2 separate regions of the Homo sapiens genome follow, and region 1 is linked to region 2. The links are chromatin contacts, found by Hi-C in ENCODE. All regions are on one chromosome and are shown on one strand. Each heading gives the region's core, a stretch centred on a gene start or an enhancer-like site at or near the end of the contact. The rest is flanking DNA. Distances are from core to core; before and after follow the strand shown. Region 1 has its middle 27 kb from the start of SCEL. Region 2 holds the start of CLN5 (CLN5 lysosomal BMP synthase).

Region 1 (4,842 bases), core at 652-3,151, 520 kb after region 2:
GGGCGCCTGTAGTCCCAGCTACTCGGGAGGCTGAGGCAGGAGAATGGCGTGAACCCTGGGAGGCAGAGCTTGTAGTGAGCCGAGATCTCGCCACTGCACTCCAGCCTGGGCGACAGAGCGAGACTCCATCTCAAAAAACATAAAACAAACAAACAAAAGAAATCCCAGAACACTTTTTATTTATGAGAAGATGGCAATGAAATGTGTGTACTAAATTATAGTGCTTCTTTTTCTTCCATTTCTGAAAGCAGTGACATTCCTATTGGTGCACTTTAAAAAGGAAGCTAAAGTCAGAAGTGGATTGCTGCCTCCTGCTCTTTTTTTTATATTTTAACTTTTAGGTTCTGGGGTACATGTGCAGGTCTGTTATATGTGTAAACTCATTACTTGAGGGTTTGGTGTACAGATTATTTTGTCACCCGTTACTAATCATAGTACCCAACTGCTTTTTGTTTGTTTGTTTTCTGAACCTCTCCCTCTTCCCACCCTCATAACATTGAAAAATGTGTTCTTACATGTAATTGGGAAAGTAATTTCCTAAAAAGAATTTAATTAAGCCTTAAATAATAGGCTTCTGTCACCTGCATCCTTCTCAAAGCTGACTTACTGCTTCACTTTTTTTTTTTTTTCTGACTTAACCAAAGATAATGGACCTTTTGAGGTTCTGGCTGTAGGTTTGTTCCTGGTAAGTGGGCTTGAAGTATTGTGAGATCAAATCCAAAATGGTATTTTTTTAAACTAGGCTACCATGTGAATACCATTTCCCACCAAAAGTAACAGAAGAGTTCATGAACATGGAAAAAAAAAGTATTCTTTTAGCAGCTTGATACACAAGGCTTCATTATTTTTCTTACTTTGTTTCCCTCTAGTGCCCCAAAGTGAAAAGTGCATGGGTATTTTATATGGAGATGTCCAATTCAATTAATTTATTCATTAAAAAGAAATTGATTAGATTCATTCTTATTGTCCCTTTTAGAACTTGGGTACTACTGCTCCTTTTTAGGACATAAAGTCCTGAATCCCCTGTACTCCGCGATCCCACCAATACCGCTAAACACCTCTTCTTGGTCATACTCAGATTTCAGAACCAAGCAGATGATTGTGATTGTGTTTGTTTCCATGTCTTCTGCCTAGTTCTTATTTTTTTAAAAAATTTTTTTTGGCTTGGCGGGGGGTGGTCCTGAATTTAATAGGGCTACAAACTATAATCATAGGCAGGCATTAGGCTCAAGTTGGAACAATTTTTAACTAAAATGACTTAATATAATCACTTAATTTACTTTGTTATGCAATAACTCATAGTAATTTTTTTTTTTTTTTTTTTTTTTTTGAGACGGAGTCTCGCTCTGTCGCCCAGGCTGGAGTGCAGTGGCGCAATCTCGGCTCACTGCAAGCTCCGCCTCCCGGGTTCACGCCATTCTCCTGCCTCAGCCTCCCAAGTAGCTGGGACTACAGGCGCCCGCCACTACGCCCGGCTAATTTTTTGTATTTTTAGTAGAGACGGGGTTTCACCGTTTTAGCCGGGGTGGTCTCGATCTCCTGACCTCGTGATCCGCCCGCCTCGGCCTCCCAAAGTGCTGGGATTACAGGCGTAACTCATAGTAATTTTTAAGAAGGGGGAAATGCATAAAAAATGGACTACGTAGTCCATTTTTGACCTGGAGACATCATCCTTTGTCACATTTACAGTTACTCATGAGCATTTGTCTCTCCCCTAGTTTTAAAAAAGAGAACAATGATCAGGGCTTGCAACCACAGCAAGTGTTATTACCAGGGAGAATTATTATCTTGCTGATCATTCTAGGTGAGACTGCATATGCTTTGTGGTCACTGTGGGCTGGTGCTCTGGAGCAGTGATTCAGAGGCACTTACAATTTCTTTTGGCAGAATGCCGGGTATACATAGCGAAATGATATTTTTATGGCTTTTCTAGGGTTTGATGATCTCACATTTCAGGCTGGACAACTTCCCATAGTGATAGACCTATTATTAATTAGAGAATGTACGTGTGACAACCAGTAAGGGATGCTTTTGTTTTTTTCTCAAAGAAGAAGGTACTCAATGGACCATCTGGGGAACACATGATGTACTGTGAGGTTGTCCCACCCTGATCTTTTGTGGTCTCAAATATGTGACCAGACGCCTTATATTCCATTCTTGACTGTTCTCCATCAGATAAGAATCAGGCAACACAGTAAAAACAGTGCTCTGATTTCAGGCAATAAGTTCTTTAATACCTTTTTAAAGCTCAAGGTAGAATTGTTGAGCTGCAAGTGACAGCCTGCTTATTTAGAGTTAGAACAGGAGAGATTGAGATGAAGTAAACCTGGATGGGATGCTTTCTTTGGCATGATTTTAAAGACACTTGGCAATAATCTTCAAAGGAGGGTGTGTGTTTATCTTTCTTGGCATGGCTTTTGTTTTACTTCTGAAGCCCCACCTTTTCTTTCGGGTAATTTTTTTTCCCCAGTATGTCTGGCAACTGTGCTGAGGCTGCCCACAGTGCCAACTTTTCTGGGTAACTTAGGGAAAAAAATTGAATATGAATTTTTGCTGTCAAGTAGAAAAAGAATATCCAAATGATTGCTTTGCAGTTGAGTGTTGCTTGCTATGTTGAGATGATCATAGAGCAATCTGAGAACTCCAAAATTTTGGTAACTTATTTATATAGAACTCAGTGAAGTGAGCCTTTAAAACGAGAGAAAATATCAATGAACATTCTGTTTTACTTAAAAAAGTTATTCCAGTTCAATTACCATTACCACCAATTTCATTTTTCAATGGAAATCATAAGTACTGAATGTAACGGTTTAGGATTTTAAGCTCTCATGTGGTTGTAGACCCAAAATTTAAGATAGAAATGTATAAGAAGGACTAATTCTTAATCCAAAAATACAGTGGTCAAGTGAGTGAGTTATTGCTTCCTGGCCTTTTGGCTAAGATCAAGTGAAGTGCGTGGGTTTTAAAGGCAGACAATCTTTGAAAACATACTCTACTACTTACTAGCTGGAAGAACTCTATGAGGCTAAAGATTCCATAAAATTAAGGGTCTTTTCTTTCTTTTATGCCATTCTGCCTCTAGTATCTGGCAACTTGCCTGACACATAGTAAAAGCACAACTACAGAAGGTTTTTTCTTCCTGTGGATGAAAATTCTTTTCCAGTTAAGTGCTTTCACATAGAAAGATTGACCTTTTTCTCGTTTCTGAAGATCGGTTGGGTTCTGCCAAGAATCATATGCTTGAGAAGATGAAACATCACTTAGAAATCTGACATCTTTGCTTCCTGTTTCCTATTATGCTGCTCATTGTTGAGAATGCCATTTAAATTGTTCCTGAACCCACTTCCTTATAGATTGGTTACATGAGGTTAGAAATCACTTAACATTAAATGTTTTAACATTGAAATGAAGGAACTCTCAGCATTTAGAGACAAAAGAGGGCAGAGTCATTGAGGCTAAGGAAAAGAATTATATTTTTCTGTTAAAACCTTCTGTTGTATGATATCTTCTACATTCTATGACCTATAATCATCAGGGAATTTTGTCACTGCCAAAATTAACTCAGATTTTATAACCAAATTAAACTTTGAGAAGTCAGTTCTCAAAGTCTTCCATGATTGAATGATACTTGTGTGGAATGTAAATTGTACTCATTTGGAATATCTCGAATGGCTGCCTATCAGTTCACTTAATTTCCTCAACCTTACACGAGCAATTACCATGTGACTGGCCTGAGCTAGCATCAGGGGACTAGACATGAATATAGACATTTCATATCTAAAAATTTATCCTGTAGTTTGCCATATTGACATGAAAACAAAGAAAATGTGACATAATGGAAGATGTATAAAATAATGGTGAATATCACAATGGGAGGTGTTCATAGACTGATAATTGCCCACCCAGTATTAATTCTTCTTCTCTTTCTTATAGCAGAAACCCGATTCTATACCAGGTGGCAAAATATCCAGCTGAAGGCCCCATTTTTCTATCCTCTCTTGTAGCTGCGTGTGACCATGGACTAAATTCTGGCTAATAATATGCAAATGAAAGTTTTTGGGTTGAATTTGGGGAAAAGTTCCCTTAGCTTGGGGAGAAATGACTGGGGCTTGCTAGCTGGAATGTGGACGTGATGTGGTTGTGGAATGCGGATGTGTTGGCTGTAGCTCTAGCAGACACCCTGAAGCATGATGTGATCTTAAGCATGGAAGTCATGTACAAAGGATGTCAGGGAACAAAGATAGAAGGACCCTGGACACTGATTACTGAGCAGAACCCTGGATTGACTCTCCCTCAAGTTGGGTGTAGAAATGCATTTCTGTCTAGTTTAAGTCACTGCTACTTTCACTCTGTTACTAAGGTATAAATGCAATTTCAGATGACATGAAAGGTATATTAAGAGTTTCTTTTTAGAGAAAAGTGTTGCCAAAGGTATTCATAGAGGAAATAATGCTTTGGCAGATTATTTTAAAGGACAAACAGGAGGAGTTGTCCAGGTTACAGGAGAGAGATGAGGAATCCATGGAAGAATATTTGGTGTTACTGCATATGTCATTAGAATTATTATTATTATTATTATTATTATTTTTTGAGACAAGGGCTCACTCTGTTGCCCTGGCTGGAGTGCAGTGGCATAATGTTGGCTCACTGCAGCCTCGATCTCCCAGGCTCAAGTGATCCTCCTACTTCAGCCTCCTGAGTAGCAGGGACCACAAGCATGCATCATAATGTCCAGGTGTTTTTAAAAAATTATTTCTTGTAGGGACAGGGTCTCACCCTGTTGCCCAGGCTGGTCTCAAATTCCTGGGCTCAAGTGATCCACCTGCCTCAGGCTCCAAAAGT
Region 2 (5,090 bases), core at 753-3,252:
CTGGGTGACAGAAGGAGACTCCGTCTCCAAAAAAATAAAAAATAAAAACCAATACTAGGAAGTGCTTTCTTACCATGAAAGCTCCCTGCACACAGAATGAAGAGACAGATGGCAGAAGCAAGACCAGAGGCCTCCACCACTGAACAAGGTCAACCTGAATTTGTTTTTGTAGCTCTGGGAAGTCCTGAACTGAATGGGAGGTTCTACTGTGGCCCTCTACTAACAGTAGATGGAACCTGGAACCATCTACTGTTAATTGTCCTTTTAGTAGCCAAGACATGAAGTACCTATCTCCCTTCTTTGTATTTGGTGAAAAGATTTGAACTCGAGCCATCTCTGCTAAAGGCATGACTTTAGTCACCCCACTGCAGTTGCTTCTCTTTGCCTCCAAGAAAGTCCAATCTGATGGGCAGATTGTGCTTGCAGATGACTGGATTAAACTGCAAATATCTCATGAAGCTGCTGCCTGCATCACCGCTCTCCAGGCAGCCACGGAGGCTCTGGTTGTTGAGGCCATCTACTGTGGCCCTCATACATCATACTGTGTATGGTTCCAGGATTTGTAAATGCTCTAATCAATGTTTTTTTTTTTTTTTAAAGCTGTTCCTGCTGATTGCTTTTTAAGCTAGGCTCAAGTGTGGGGCCACGGAATCCTTCAGGTGCCCTTCAAATCAGACATTACATTTCAGCTCTCAGGGCTAGAATGCTTCCCCCTCTTATCTTGGGCAGGTCTTTGAAGAAGCCAGTTTAGCCTTGGTAATTTTGAATTTGGCCATAGTATACGGAGGAGAGCTAGGTAGCTATCAAAACGCTTAGACAAACGTATGGTAAAATGCAGCCCAGCCTGAACCTCCGCAAAACCCCCAAACCTGGAGCAGCAAGTGGGCAAAGGAGTGTGTGTTTGGGGCAGGGTACTGAGTCCCATATGTAATCAAGAGACCTGGAGGGCCCAAGGAAGTCAGTGACACCCCCACAAGCTACATATCCTCCAATGGATTGTGGTGGTCATCTCCGGCTACCGAAGCCACCTTGCTTATTCCCATAGGCTTACAAACATTATGATGCTTCACACGAGTTGTGGGTGAAGTGAAGGAATTGGAAAGTCCCGGTCTAAGGCCCTGCAAAACTGCTGTCTGGTAAAAACAAGTGACTATGGCAAGGCCCTGAATGTACTACGTATAGACTTAAGTCAGTATTTGTGCCTAACAGCAAAGCATGCCACAAGAGGCTCCTCAAAAGCCGGGTAATTGATGCCATTGTTTTCTTGACCTAGTTGAAGAGTCAAAGAAGAGAAGGTGATGCAGAAACTTCTTTCCAGTGAAGTGACAGATCCAAGCAAGGAACACCTGCCTGTGAGGGGAGCGGTAGGGGAGGGGGTAGATTCGGCAGCACTCGGGTAGTGGCAGGGACCACATATTGTCGGTGTTAACCACTGTTATCACTGGCCCAGGTCGAGTGAGGACGAGTCATTTCCCCACTAAGCACTTGGGGAGTGGCAGGGACCACATATTGTCAGTGTTAACCACTGTTATGACTGGCCCAGGTCGGGTGACGACGAGCCATTTCCGCACTATTGTCCCTTCTTCCTCACTGCACCCCCAGCCCTGCACCCTCAGCTCCAAATACACATTCTCGTTCACTCAACGTTTGTTGACACCTAGCGTGGGCCCTGTGGGATGGGGTAAAAGTTCGGTGTTGGGAGGAGCCCCGGTGACAGATTTTTGGTTTTGGTGGTGGCTTTTGGGCAAGGACAGGTCAATTCATAAAAGATGACGCCCCAGGTCTGGATCGAATTCTCCTGGGAGCCAGACCAAAGCACCTTCCTGGACTGCAAAGTGTGGAAGCCGCCGCGGGCCGGGCGCGGGGAGGTGTCATGCGCCGGAACCTGCGCTTGGGGCCAAGCTCTGGAGCTGACGCGCAGGGGCAAGGCGCCCCGCGTCCCGGACTGGCGGCTCCGCGCATGCTCCTCCCACCGGCGTCGCAGGCCTCGAGAGGCTCCGGAAGTACTGGGTGCAGCCTGATGGCGCAGGAGGTAGACACGGCACAGGGCGCCGAGATGCGGCGGGGCGCGGGCGCGGCTCGGGGACGCGCTTCCTGGTGCTGGGCCCTGGCGCTGCTTTGGCTCGCGGTGGTTCCGGGCTGGTCCCGGGTCTCGGGCATCCCCTCCCGGCGCCACTGGCCGGTGCCCTACAAGTGAGTGCGGCGGCGCGCGCACTGTCGGGGTTGGGGTCGGCGTTGACGATGGGGGATGGGGTGCTGGGGCGGGGACCCCTGCTCACCGTGGTTTGTGTCGGGTCACGAGATGGTGCGGGGACAGCGCCGGGTGACGCTCGGAGCGCACTTGAGAGCAAAGTTGAGGACTGGGGAGTCGCAGCCGCTCGTTACGTGCAGCCCTGGGACCTTTCGTCCCCTCTGGTCACTTGCGGCAGACTCAGGACAGTCCTGAATCGTGGAAGAAGAAAAGGAGAGTAATGTTATTTAATGGAGGGACTTCTGGGTACAAGTAGCTGATTTCTTGAGTAGTTTAAAAACACTGTCTATCGCATTTATTTATATCATGCACTGTCGTTAGTTATTACCGCGGAACATTTGGTACAATTTACTGGGCGACCAACTCGCTCTGGTTTGAACCTGATCAGAACCTGATCCGAAGTCCTTATTGGGACTTCCCAGTTTTGCCCTCAAAAGTCGCGCATCCCGGGAATCCCCGTCTCCTGCAGTCCTGGTTAGACCGGGAAGATTGTCACCGCTTTTGTCCAGTCTTCAGCCTGGAGGTAGGACGCCGGTCCTAAGTCGGGGACAGAGCCCGCACACCTGGGAGGTCGATTCCAGCCTTTGACAGAGAAGACACAGCCTCCGGCGGTCAGAGATAGCTAAACACAGAGAAAGAAAACATGGTGTCAACATCAGGCAGGAGAAAGACCAGCAGTTTTTGAAAACAGCTATTTTTCTTTAAACCAAAAGCATCATTGGACATAATTTTAACTTACTAGCATAAGTAATCAACAGCTAAAACTGCACACAACAAACCTGAAAAAAACAGCTATTTTGTATGACAGTATGAGTGGGAAGGAGTTCTGCCTGCTGCGGGTCAAATCTGGCTCTGTCATCACCAGGGATCTTGGGAAAGTTACTCAGAATCTCTGTGCCCACATGCCCTGAGTCAAAAAATAGGAATAGTGGTAGCACGTACCTCATAGGTTTGCTGGAAGGATTAAATCTAGTAAAATGCCAGCTGTTGTCAAACCTAGATAGTGTATTCTGCTCACTGAAATGTTTACAACACTTTTTTGTTTTGTGTGATATACTACGTGGAAAGAGAAGTTTGTGGTTGAAGCTAGTTTTCTGGAAAATGTTAATAATAAAATGTTTGTAAGAAGTCAAAATTACTCAATAGAACAAGAATTGTAAATCCAAACGATTTGATTTAACATTAGGGCAAGGTGTTGACTATGGCTTTTTAGTGGATTTTTTTTTTAAGTCTCAGATATTAAGTACGTGCTCCCATCTAATTCCCTCAATTGAATATAATATTTAAGTTTATTAAGTTCACACTTAAATTACCTTTGAACTAAAATAGATTTTGCTGTGTCAGTGAAATCTCCATGTGATTATGTATTTGTTTAAACCAGGTAAGTGCCTATAAAACACTGTACCCAAGTAGCAGAAACTTTTGGGAGCGTCGTTAATAGTTTCGATTAGCATAAAGATTTTAACTTCTTAAGTTAAAATAGAAATTTTTGTTGATTTGTTAAGATTTGTTAGATCTGGCTACAACCTTGGGGATCTAGGATTCTTAGATAGAAGCTGTTGTCGCCACCACTTCTTTCTTTCCCAGTGCCAGATTATAGGTGACCAGTGTGTCTGTTGAGCTGAATTCAGCTGCAGTGCCCCTCGAGTCCTATTGCTGTGGCCTTCTCCGGTCTTCTTTTCTTGCCTGCATTGTTGAGGTCACCTTCTAACTGATCTCTCATGTTTTATTTGGCCTCTCTCCATACCCTCTTTTAATTCGTGAAATAAGGTTTACTTTATAGCAAATTCAGTCCTGTCAGATCTGCTACTTAACATCCTTTAAGTTTAGCCCTCCCCAATTATAAGGCAGGGAATTCCATGCACATTCTCCTAGTGACAAAATGACAGCCCCTGCCAGTCTCTTCCGTCTCCATTCCTGCGTCGAGGCCTGAAATCCAGTCTTCCGTACCTACCGGAGACCAAATGTGCCAGGCTTGTCTTACAATACTTAACATTTCCTCTGCCTTTCTGTCTTAACCTTCTAATCAACTACATTAAAAACCTAGGCCCGGCCTTCATCTCTTTCTTTGCCCTCCCCACCCCATTCATCCCATACCTGGTTAACAATGATTTGTCCTTCCTGTGTGCCCATAGGACTCATTCCTTTAGTCTAGCACATACCACACTCATTACTTGTTCAGTGTCTTTCCAGCTCCCACCCACAGTTCCATGAGAAAGGGAACAGTGTTTTAATTTTTGTTTCCCTCCTTCTTACTATAGTTCACTATATATGTAGTGGAGCCTCAATAAATATTGGTTGAATGAATGTTAATTCGTAAGTAAATATAAAATGTATTCTGTTACTCATAATTATCTGAATAATCTTAATGTATGGACTGTTTGTAAAATTGAACACATTGGAAAAATGTTCATTTATTCTGTAAACATTTGCAAATGTCTACTATGATCTGGAGCTATAAAAATTTTAAGACAAAATTCCTGTCTTCAAAATTTTCACAGTGGGATCAGGGAACAGGGAAGCCCGTATTTATCAGAGTGCTTTTAGTTTATCATTTGCTATTAAAAACATTATTGGAAGTTTGTTCACAAGATAACAAAATGTGTGTTTATATTTATTAACTATGGTCCGACCTTTGAATGGTCCCCTAAAAATGTTACTGGATTCTAAAAGACGTGAGAAGAATCAGATTCATTTTAGAATCTAAGTAGATGGTTTCTTTTTCTTTATTAGGCGCTTTGACTTCCGTCCAAAACCTGATCCTTATTGTCAAGCTAAGTATACTTTCTGTCCAACTGGCTCACCTATCCCAGTTATGGAGGGTGATGATGACATTGAA

What was found. A loop is a pair of places that touch in the nucleus more often than their neighbours do. Pooled maps may share reads with other maps.
Region 1: a map of OCI-LY7 shows a loop between it and region 2 (2.8-fold over the local background). The contact joins the enhancer-like site here to the promoter of CLN5 in region 2. A Hi-C loop is called at or near these places in 2 of 168 maps with a recorded cell type or tissue (GM12878 and OCI-LY7) and 4 of 50 pooled maps.

The regions. Positions count from the first base shown.
Region 1 is chr13:77,506,195-77,511,036 of GRCh38, forward strand. No RefSeq gene overlaps it. Among named protein-coding and RNA genes, the nearest start is that of SCEL, 27 kb to the right of the region's middle. Within about 2 kb of position 1,902, at least 4 of the 41 ENCODE cell types and tissues checked have a DNase peak (open chromatin) inside an H3K27ac peak, as active enhancers do.
Region 2 is chr13:76,990,079-76,995,168 of GRCh38, forward strand. It overlaps CLN5 (CLN5 lysosomal BMP synthase), which reads left to right and starts at 2,003. Exons shown (of 4, transcript NM_006493.4): 1 at 2,003-2,193; 2 at 4,985-5,090. The coding sequence starts at 2,021. RefSeq lists silencers at 1,337-1,426, 1,517-1,586, 2,047-2,286 and an enhancer at 2,308-3,507.